Regions from separate parts of the Homo sapiens genome. Here region 1 is linked to region 2. Evidence: read pairs that join two places in POLR2A ChIA-PET (ENCODE). Cell type or tissue: IMR-90. All regions are shown on one strand.

Evidence for each region. ChIA-PET counts read pairs that join two places held together with the same protein. Peaks named below come from ENCODE experiments on the same cell type or tissue, not always from the same donor. Only the 100,000 strongest peaks of a DNase experiment are listed, where the experiment ranks them.
Region 1: POLR2A ChIA-PET joins it to region 2 with 6 read pairs; 2 of 35 experiments call an interaction of 5 or more read pairs at or near these places.

The regions. Positions count from the first base shown.
Region 1 is chr9:107,453,049-107,458,048 of GRCh38, forward strand. LINC01509 (long intergenic non-protein coding RNA 1509) reads right to left here. Exons shown (of 8, transcript NR_121581.1): 2 at 1,764-1,925. It also overlaps the pseudogene HMGN2P32. Among named protein-coding and RNA genes, the nearest start is that of LINC01509, 11 kb to the right of the region's middle. In IMR-90, no CTCF peak of the experiment used is centred here; no DNase peak of the experiment used is centred here; H3K27me3 peaks cover 209 bases.
Region 2 is chr9:108,038,873-108,043,872 of GRCh38, forward strand. It overlaps LOC105376214 (a long non-coding RNA gene), which reads right to left. Exons shown (of 6, transcript XR_007061722.1): 6 at 4,373-5,000. It also overlaps the pseudogene RPL31P43. Among named protein-coding and RNA genes, the nearest start is that of KLF4, 550 kb to the left of the region's middle. In IMR-90, no CTCF peak of the experiment used is centred here; a DNase peak (open chromatin) is centred at 2,899; H3K27ac peaks cover 197 bases.

The sequences.
Region 1 (5,000 bases), 590 kb before region 2:
GCACGATCTCAGCTCACTGCAACCTTCGCCTCCCAGATTCAAGCAATTCTCCTGCCTCAGCTTCCCAAGTAGCTGGGATTACAGGCATGTGCCACCACGTCCATCTAATTTTTGTATTTTTAATACAGACGGGGTTTCACCATGCTGACCAGGCTGGTCTCAAACTCCTGACTTCATGATCCGCCTGCCTCAGCCTCCCGAAAGTGCTGGGATTAGAGGCAGGAGCCACGGCTTGAGAGTATTGTTGTATAGAATTTATTGCAGTTATATATATACATGGACAGATATATGTTTATACTAGTGGTGATATAAAATGTATTTCTTACTATAGGCCACATTTTTCTAATGTTTGAAAAACAGTGCATGATAGGCATCTTTACATACATCTCCCTTGAGAATGGGTCTTGTTATCTTCATTTACAAATGAACACATTGAGGCTCAGAGAAGATAAGTGACCAGGGATATATAAGCCAGGTTTAGACCTAAGGTCTTGAAAACCTACTAAAATGTCTAAGTTTATGAATCACCTGGGGGCATCTTTTAAATACTGATTTCTGGCTCTCTGCGGAGGTTCTGATGGGGTGAGGGAGGTAGTTATGAATGTGCATTTTTAATATTGCCTTCAGGCAATCTGAGTGCTGGTGATCCTGCCTGCCACACTGTACGTCACTAGTTTGGAGCAGTGGTCCCTCAAGAGCTTTGCTTGACCTACTGTGGGGCTGGAGAAAAGCATTTAAACTCCAGTTTCTACTCGTGTTCGTGCCATTCTTTCATAATATCTATGTGCCTATAATCTACATATTATACAATTGTACATATATAAACACCAATATGGGCATATAATGTATGTCTGGCCCCATGAACACCTGGCTTTATACAAGTGCACATATGAGCACACGATACAGACACATTATAGGCATATAATTGGGCAATGTTATATTATCAGTTTTCACTGGTTGGGAAACAACGAGGAATAGGAAGGAGATTGCTGCTCTGAGCTACCGTCACCACCACGTGAAGGCTGTTTCAGACAGACAATTGTTCTTGGTTGCTCATCTGAGGAGGTCATAGGCAGTTCCAGACCTTGTAGGGAGTATTGTGTACACAAAATACAATGAGAGGAGGCCAAGGCAGGCAGATCACCTGAGCTCAGGAGTTCGAGACAAGCCTGGGCAACATGGTAAAACCCCGTCTCTACAAAAAATACAAAATTAGCCAGATGTGGTGGCGCAAACCTGTAATCCCAGCTATGTGGGAGGCTGAGGCAGGAGAATTGCTTGAATCTGGGAGATGGAGGTTGCGGTGAGTTAAGATCGCACCACTGCACTCTAGCCTGGGCAACAAGAGCAAAACTCCATCTCAAAAAAAAAACATAAATAAAAAATAAGAGCTCTGGTGGCTGGGCATGGCGGCTCACACCTAAAATCCCAGCACTTTGGGAGGCTGAGGCAGGTGATTGCTTGAGGCCAGGAGTTTGAGAGCAGCCTGGCCAACATGGTGAAATCCCACCTCTGCTAAAAATACAAAAATCAGCTGGGCATGGTGGCGCACACTTGTAGCCCCAGCTACTCGGGAGGCTGAGGCAGGAGAATTGCTTGAACCTGGGAGGTGGAGGTTGCAGTGAGCAGAGATGGTGCCACTGCACTCCATCCCGGGCAACAGAGTGAAACTCCATCTCAAAAAAAAAAAAGCTTTTGGTGAGGGGACCTGAACGGACAGGGTGTTGTCTCTGTCACACTGAAGAAACCAGCTCCCCTCTTACCTCAATTGTATGGTCCTTTCTGATCCAAACAAGATTAAGATGGCCCATTCATCACTTGTCAAGAGGAGGTCTGAAATCCTAGGAAGGGGGAACTTGGAATCAATCATTCAGTCAACGCTTGTACAGATCATTCTGAAAATGCCCAGTGAGGTTGCAGGAAACCTAGGAGGAGACAAAACCATATAAGTTGTGGCAATATAACAATGTTTGGGGAGAAAAGATGTAAAAACAGCCAGGCGTAGTGGCTCACGCCTATAATCCCAGCACTTTGGGAGGCTGAGGTGGGCAGATCATGAGGTCAAGAGATCGAGACCATTCTGGCCAATGTGGTGAAACCCCGTCTCTACCAAAAATACAAAAATTAGCCGGGTGTGGTGGTGCGCACCTGTAGTCCCAGCTACTCAGGCGGCTGAGGCAAGAGAATCGCTTGAACCCAGGAGGCGGAGGTTGCGGTGAGGCGAGATCACGCCACTGCACTCCTACCTGGCGACAGAGCGAGACTCTGTCTCAAAAAAAAAAAAAAGGAAGAAAGAAAGAAACAATATGAAAAGGTAAATACGGTAATAAATGCCAGCATATTTCTTTCCTTATGTTTATATGATTTTGAAACACATTGTTAATAAAACACCTGGGGGTTTCCTTTTAACTGCAGATACAGTCTGTGGAGTCCATGCTGAAAGCACACAAAGCCTGTACTGTGGCTGAAATTGATTTCGTTTTAATCTTCTGTAATGATGCCATTATTTTTACAGCTGCTTCTACAACCCCATACATGATTTACATGCAAGTGCTGGCCTCTCTTTTTATATAGGTATGTACTGTCCCCTGTAAACTGTAAATTCCCCCAGGGCAGGGCCCATGTTGGCACAGGGTTGGGGGTGGGGGAGAAAAGAGCACAGGGTTTGGAGACTGGTGTCTTGAGACTCAAAGCCTGGCTTTGACATATATTGGCTGGGCAACCTTGAGCAAGCTATTTAATGTGTGAGCCCCTAGAGGTTAATTAAACCTTATCTAGTAACTACTCGTGGCTGAAATGAAAGATATGGCATAAAAGCCTGTCAAGTGATTGGCGGCCTGAATAGGATTTGCATATTCCTCGGAACTCAGTGTTTTATAATGAAGTATTTGCTTGGGAACTTTTGCTCCAGAACCTCATCTATTTGCTTTATAGTGCTCATGTTAGTTGAGGAAGGATTAACAAGAAAGTCGTGACTTCCTTGTCCCTTACTAGGTTTTTGTTTGTTTTTCGTTTTGTTTTGTTATGCTTTCAGACTGTGTCCAGCTTTATTACAGAAACTTTCTATAAACAACCATGGTATTTCAGACAGGACATGGGTAGACAATCGTTAACAGTATATAACAACCTTCAAACTCCTTTCTTCAATGGGCTGCCAAAAATCAGGAAGCCACTATAAAGCCCGATGAAGTCTTCAACTGATGCCCTGAACAGGGAAAGTTTAGAGTGAGGGTTGGCATTTCACATTTAGCATGTTGTTTAACAACTTTTCACGAGCCAATCCTGATTTTCAGGAAGTGAAATGAAAATGGCAGAATTTATCTGAAGAGCCACAAGCTAGAGATGGAACCATGGTTCTTTTGAGGGGTGCCATCTCAGTGGCATCACTGGAAAGTCCAGATTGCCTGACACACTGGCAACCAATGACTCAGGGTAAGGTCCCAACAGATGTCTGGGCTTAAGGGAGCTAAGTCTATGCTGAAAGATGGAAAGGGAGAAGAGGACATAAAAATGAATTTGTTTTTTCATACCACAAGGCTTTTGTGCCAAGGTGGCCAAGTGTGTCAAAGTCAGGGAGTCCCTCCTCCTGGGAGCCAAGAGGAACTCTCTCAAACCTAGAAGGGAAATGTGTTTTCCCCACATCAATCCAGCTTCAGAGACATTCTATCAGTGACATATGCCCCGTCCCCCCAAAACAACAATGAAGTGTTCCATGTGCTCACAGCATAGCTTCAAAAAAAAAAAAAAAAAAAGGCCGGGCATGGTGGCTCACAGCTGTAATCCCAGCACTTTGGGAGGCCGAGGCAGGTGGATCAGCTGAGGTCAGGAGTTCAAGACCAGCCTGGGTAACCTGGTGAAACCCGTCTCTATTGAAAATACAAAAAACTTAGCAGGACGAGGTAGTGGGCACCTATAATCCCAGCTACTCGGGAGGCTGAGGCAGGAGAATCACTTGAACCCGGGAGGCGGAGGTTGCAGTGAGCCAGGATTGCGCCGTTGCACTCCAGCCTGGGTGATAGAGCAAGACTCTGCCTCAAAAAAAAAAAAAAAAAGTAAGGTTGGCTGGGAGTGGTGGCTTACGCCTGTAATCCCAGCACTTTGGGAGGCCAAGGCGGGTGAACCACAAGGTCAGGGGTTTGAGACCAGCCTGGTCAACATGGTGAAACCCCATCCCTACTAAAAATACAAAAAATTAGCTGAACGGAGTGGCGGGCACCTGTAATCCCAGCCACTTGGGAGGCCGAGGCAGGAGAATCGCTTGAACCTGGGAGGTGGAGGCTGCAGTGAGCCGAGATCATGCCACTGCACTCCAGCCGGGCGACAGAGTGAGACTCCGTCTCAAAAAAGAAAAAGAAAAAAAAAGGAAAACAAAATTCTGCATTTTTATAAAACTTGATAAAAATAGTATTTCAAAGGGCTGGGCGCGGTGGCTCACGCCTGTAATCCTAGCATTTTGGGAGGCCAAGGTGGGCGAATCATGAGGTCAGGAGATCGAGACCATCCTGGCTAATATGGTGAAACCCCGTCTCTACTAAAAATACAAAAAATTTAGCCAGGTGTGGTGGGCGCCTGTAGTCCCAGCTACTCGGGAGGCTGAGGCAGGAGAATGGCTTGAACCCAGGAGGCGGAGCTTGCAGTGAGCCAAAATCGTGCCACTGCACTCCAGCCTGGGCAAATACTTCATTATAAAACACTGAGTTCCGAGGAGTATGCAAATCCTATTCAGGCCGCCAATCACTTGACAGACTTTTATGCCGTATCTTTCATTTCAGTCACGAATAGTTACTAGATAAGGTTTAATTAACCTCTAAGGGCTCACACATTAAATAGCTTGCTCAAGGTTGCCCAGCCAGTATATGTGAGAGCCAGGCTTTGAGTCTAGAGACATCTGTCTCAAAAAAAAAAAAAAAACAAAAAAACAAAAAAAATAGTATTTCAAACTGTACAGTCAGCAGAAGTACACAAGTTATCAAAAATACAGACAGTACACTTGGCGTCTC
Region 2 (5,000 bases):
GTGCCTTTATAGAAAAACAAGAATGGTAAATACACTTCTTGCAGCCCAGACAATGTCTCTAATTGCTCTGAGCGTACATCTCATGTCCGTCAGGATAAAGTTCAGAACCTTAACCTGGCATCAAGGTATTCCACATGCACTCCAGCCTCTCTAATTCTGCCTTCTCTTTGAAACCATTCTGAAAGCACTGGGCAGAGTTCCTTGTCCTCTCAGTTATAGCTCTACAGTTAAAGCACTTAAACCCTCAAAGTTATTGTCTATTTGGGAAACTGTACCCACCCCAAGACTGTGCTGCTTGAGAGTCAGATAAGCCTTATTTACATCATTTTCCTCTATGAATCAGCACAGAGCCTGGCACAGGTAAGTACTCAGTAAATATTTGTTGAATTAATGCCACAATCGATGTATACATAAATCAGTGACTCAATGAATGAGGGTAGTGATACCTGCCCTTCATGAACTTGCAGAGTTAGTGTGGTACAGATGCAAGATGTATAACTATAAGGTTCCAGACAGATACAGAGCATTATTCCCATGGGTTTATAAGATGGACCTTGAAGAGTTAGCATGTGTGCTCACATAACCTGTATTGGCTGCTGTAGGTGCTGCTCTTCGGGTAGCAGGGCCAAGGAGAACCTTGCAAAGTAACCTCATGTATCTTTATGGAAGGAACCATGTTGTAGTTTCTGAATGGAGCTTGGCATAGACAAAGCATGCAGTTCATAGTTAGTATCAATAGTGGCAGATTCAAACCATGGGGCAGTGTGTATTCCATGCAGTGAGTCACCTGGAAATTCCAAAAAGCTCAAATTGATCTTATCTTCCTAACTTCACTCAAATTTTCTGAGTCTCAGTTTTCTCAGCTCTAAATGGAGCCATAATAGGGACCACCTCCCAGAGTGATTGCGTAAGAATTATGCAGATTACACAATGTATGGCTGTGGCTCCCAAAAGTTCCTCCAGTTAATGCTTTCCTGAGGAGTTCCTGGATTACTCTGTTCCTTTACAGAAAACCAAAAATTGTATATAGACTCAAGCATTGCCTGTGTACAATCTTTAGAGTATCTAATGCCATTTTTCAGTTATTACTGCCTTTCAGCCCCAATTTTCTCCTCTTTCATTCAGGGTGAAACTGGTCCACAGAGCAGTAGAGTGATCTTCCCACGGTCTTCCTAGTGACAACTGGTTGGAGCAATGTTCGCTCTCTAGCTAGTATCTAGACATAGAGTAATGAGCATCAACCAAGTATGTGCCCAGGCTTGAGAATCTGCCCTATAGAAGTACACAATATTACATTAAATATTTACAAAGATCTCACTTTCCAACTTGGGCCTGGCAGAGTGGCTCCCGCAAAGAAGGGTGGTGAGAAGAAAAAGGGCCATTCTGCCATCAATGAAGCAGTGACCGGAGAATACACCAACATCATTCACAAGCACATCCATGAAGTGGGCTTCAAGAAACATCCCCCTTGGACATTCAAAGAGATCTGGAAATTTGCCATGAAGGAGATGGGAATTCCAGATGTGTGCATTGATACTAGGTTCAACAGACCTGTCTGGGCCAAAGGAATAAAGAATGTCCCATACAGTATCTATGTGCAGTTGTCCAGAAAACGTAATGAGGATGAAGATCCTCATTAAGTAAGTTGTATACTTTGGTTGCCTATGTACCTGCTACCGCTCTCAAGAATCTACAGACAGTCAACGTGGATGAGAACTAACCAGTGATTGTCAAATATATCAAAGTTATAAAATTGCCAAAAAAAAAAAAAAAAAAGACCTACAGGAAGCTGCTCTGAAGAGGAGAGCCATGGGCCACATGTCTTCATTCCTTCAGTCTGCATGGTTGATTCTGGTCTTGTCGGGTTTAGAAAACAGCTTCATTTATTAACAGAAGGGCATAGGGCTGAGAATGGGCCCTCTGGAAGAAGGCAATTTGAAAGAGATAGGTCCTCAAGACCCCAGCCAAGAAACCTAAGGTGTCAGACCAGGCACTTGTCAAAGCAGGAAATGAGACTTGTGTCAGGAGTGAGGGGGAGGCTGGGGTATCAATGAGTACATCTTGTCCTAGATGGAGGTGTTCTGTAGCAGCCCAGGGGCAGAGAGCTGACTCACCAGACAACAGACACAGTAGCAGTGACCAGCACATGACTGCTCTCAGAGAGGAGACGGTATTGGACTATGCTTCTAAATTATGTACCACACTGCTGCATTGATTCAGGTAAGGCAGGGTAGGGCTGGACTTGTAAGCTGAAGGCCTTGTGGGTTGCTGGAGATTTGGCCTGGGGAAAGTAGGAGCTGACAGCTGCAGTCTCACTTTTTGTACAGACACAGGTTAGATATATTCTCTGCTTGACTCGAAGCTATTGTGTTGGCAAAGACCCTGTCCCAGTCTTTGGTTTTCTCTGTATTAGTGGAACTAAGCATGATGCCAGGCACATGGGAGGTGTTCAGTAAATCACTGCAGAATTTAGGAATAAACATGTAGAGCTGGGGAATGTGTGTTTTAGGGTGGGGGAAGGTGGACACGTTGTCCTAAGAAAAGTATAACTCTAGGATTTGAAATCTTATCCTCTTCAACCTGAGACCTTCTCAGGTAATCGTAGACAGGATTCATGAACACACTTCCAGGGCAAACACATTTCATGTTGATGCAGAGTATCTGGGACTTGGAAGAAACAACTCCTTATCTGAAGGATAATTTAGCAATTAGGAGCTGAGGCCTAACAGAAGGTTACCTAACATGTCTGTGTCTGCTTTCTCATCTGTAAAACAAGGGGCTAATGCCTGTTCATGGGGTAACTGAGGAGTTGGTGAGATGATGTGTGAGAAATTAGCAGTCCACAGCACAGCTTGATAAATGTTTGTTGAATGGCAAATGCCATTCTGGTGACTAAAGTTCACCATGGCTCAGTTCTGCTTTCTGCCTTGACTCATCCTCCTTGTTGTCTGCCAAAAATCATTCTGTGCCCAACCTGGTTCCTTCTCAAACTAAGAGGTCCATTCACAACACTAGCTGGCATCAGGTAGGAAGCCACCCTTGGTCATCTGCTGCTCATCCTCGGGGGACAGACAGTGATGGACAGGCAGACTCTGAAAGTGGAGCTGAGTCTTGAGCACTGAGCATGTCATCCATCATTGAAGCCACTTCGAGAGGAGAGGAAAGTAGTCAGTAGTGTCACCTACTGACTGGCACTGCTGGTAGCAGGGGGTCTTATTTTAGCAATGCCTCTGAGCTCATGCAAGTATCATTGGGAAGCAGGATTAGGTTTGCTAAATATATAATTAAATAAGATGAAATATCAGAGAAGAGGTACAGATGAAGATTATGGAGTTATAAAACAATAGATTGGGAAAAGGCCATGATGGTTTCTTTATATATTCCCTAAGAAAAATAACAAAGCAGCAAATTTCAACTGTAGAGAGCACATGTAGAAACCCACAGGGAGAATCATTAGTGGGTTGAAGGCTGGGATGCATCACTGAAGAGAGAAAGAGAGGAGAATCTGCATTTATTGGCTGCATGGTCTGAGCCAGGCCCTTCCCATGTACACTGTAGTCCTACATGGGAAAGATTACTATTTCTGTTTTAGTGAAATGGAAACTAATGCTCAGGTTTGTTAAGTAACTCGCACACACCCATGATATTTGTGAGTGTCAGAGCTTGGCCTTGTATGTCCAAAGGGCATTGTTCTATGGAGTCACACTGTCCAATAGCCCTTCTGGTTTATAAAGAAACTTTAAATCTTGTCTAATTGTTTCAGCAAAGATCAGAGAAGGACTTCAGGGTGAACCTTTTACTTAAAGAGGGTGTTTGGAACACTTTAATCAAATTTCCATTGTAGTCTATCAATCATCTACCACTCTATGTATGTTTTTGACATGTTCCCATAATGGCCTAGTTGCCCAAACCATGGCTCTATTGACAGGTGCATTCTCCTTTATTTCTCTAAAGCATGAGGCTCGACCAACCCCATCTCTGTTCTTGTTTGGCTCTACCTGTCATCAGCCATAAACTAATCCCATACTCCCAGCTTTTCCCCCTGTTAAAAGCTCCCAGCTCCAATACAACTTCCAACATGGAAGCCAGAGTGATCTTCTCGAATTCTGGATCTACTAATGTCCCAACTTTGCCCTCACATTTAGAAGGGTTATCTCTTGCCACCACATTTTATCCAGTTCTGTGGTCTGGAATTCAATTTATCCATTTTTTTTTTCAGTGTTTCAAAAAACAAAACATTGGTTTTTTTTTTGCTGTCCCAGATAAGAAAGATTTGCTTAACCAAAGGTCATAAAAATTTACTCCTATCTTCTCTTCTAAGAGTTATATAGTTAGTTATAGTTTTTGCATATACGTCTGTACAAATTTTAAGTTATTTTTTATATATTTATTTTTAGATGTTACATCATTTGATTAATACAATAAATTTACTCTATTTTCTATTAACATTTCCATTACATACTGCAGTTTTATAGAGAATACATTGATTTGTATGTATTTATTTGTAACCATTAGCCATTCTAAACTCAAGGAAGATTTTTGTTTGTTTGTTTTTTCAGGGTTAAGAAACAGAAAATAATGATTAATTTTTAAATCTCCCTTTTTGAATAGTTATATTGCTTTTTACTTTATTTTTCTGACTTAAACAAACATCCTAAATAATGTTAAATAATAATAGGTGATAGTGGACATCTGTATCTTGTTCTCAAATTTAGTGGTAATGAACCTGGTGTTTGTTCGAAATTGACTTCAGATATTCTTTACCATGTCAAAACTATTGCTCTATTCCTTCTCTACTATTTCTAGTTGAATCCAGACAGTATAGTAAATTTATTGTTATCTGTTTTTTGCTCTGTTAATCACTTAATGAAATGATGTAATGCAGTTATCAACATTTTCAGTATTGAACCATCCTTGCATTTCTGGAATGAATCCTGCTTAGTCATAGTGCATTATTCTTTTAAGATACTTCTGGTTTGGAACTGCTACCATTACATTTA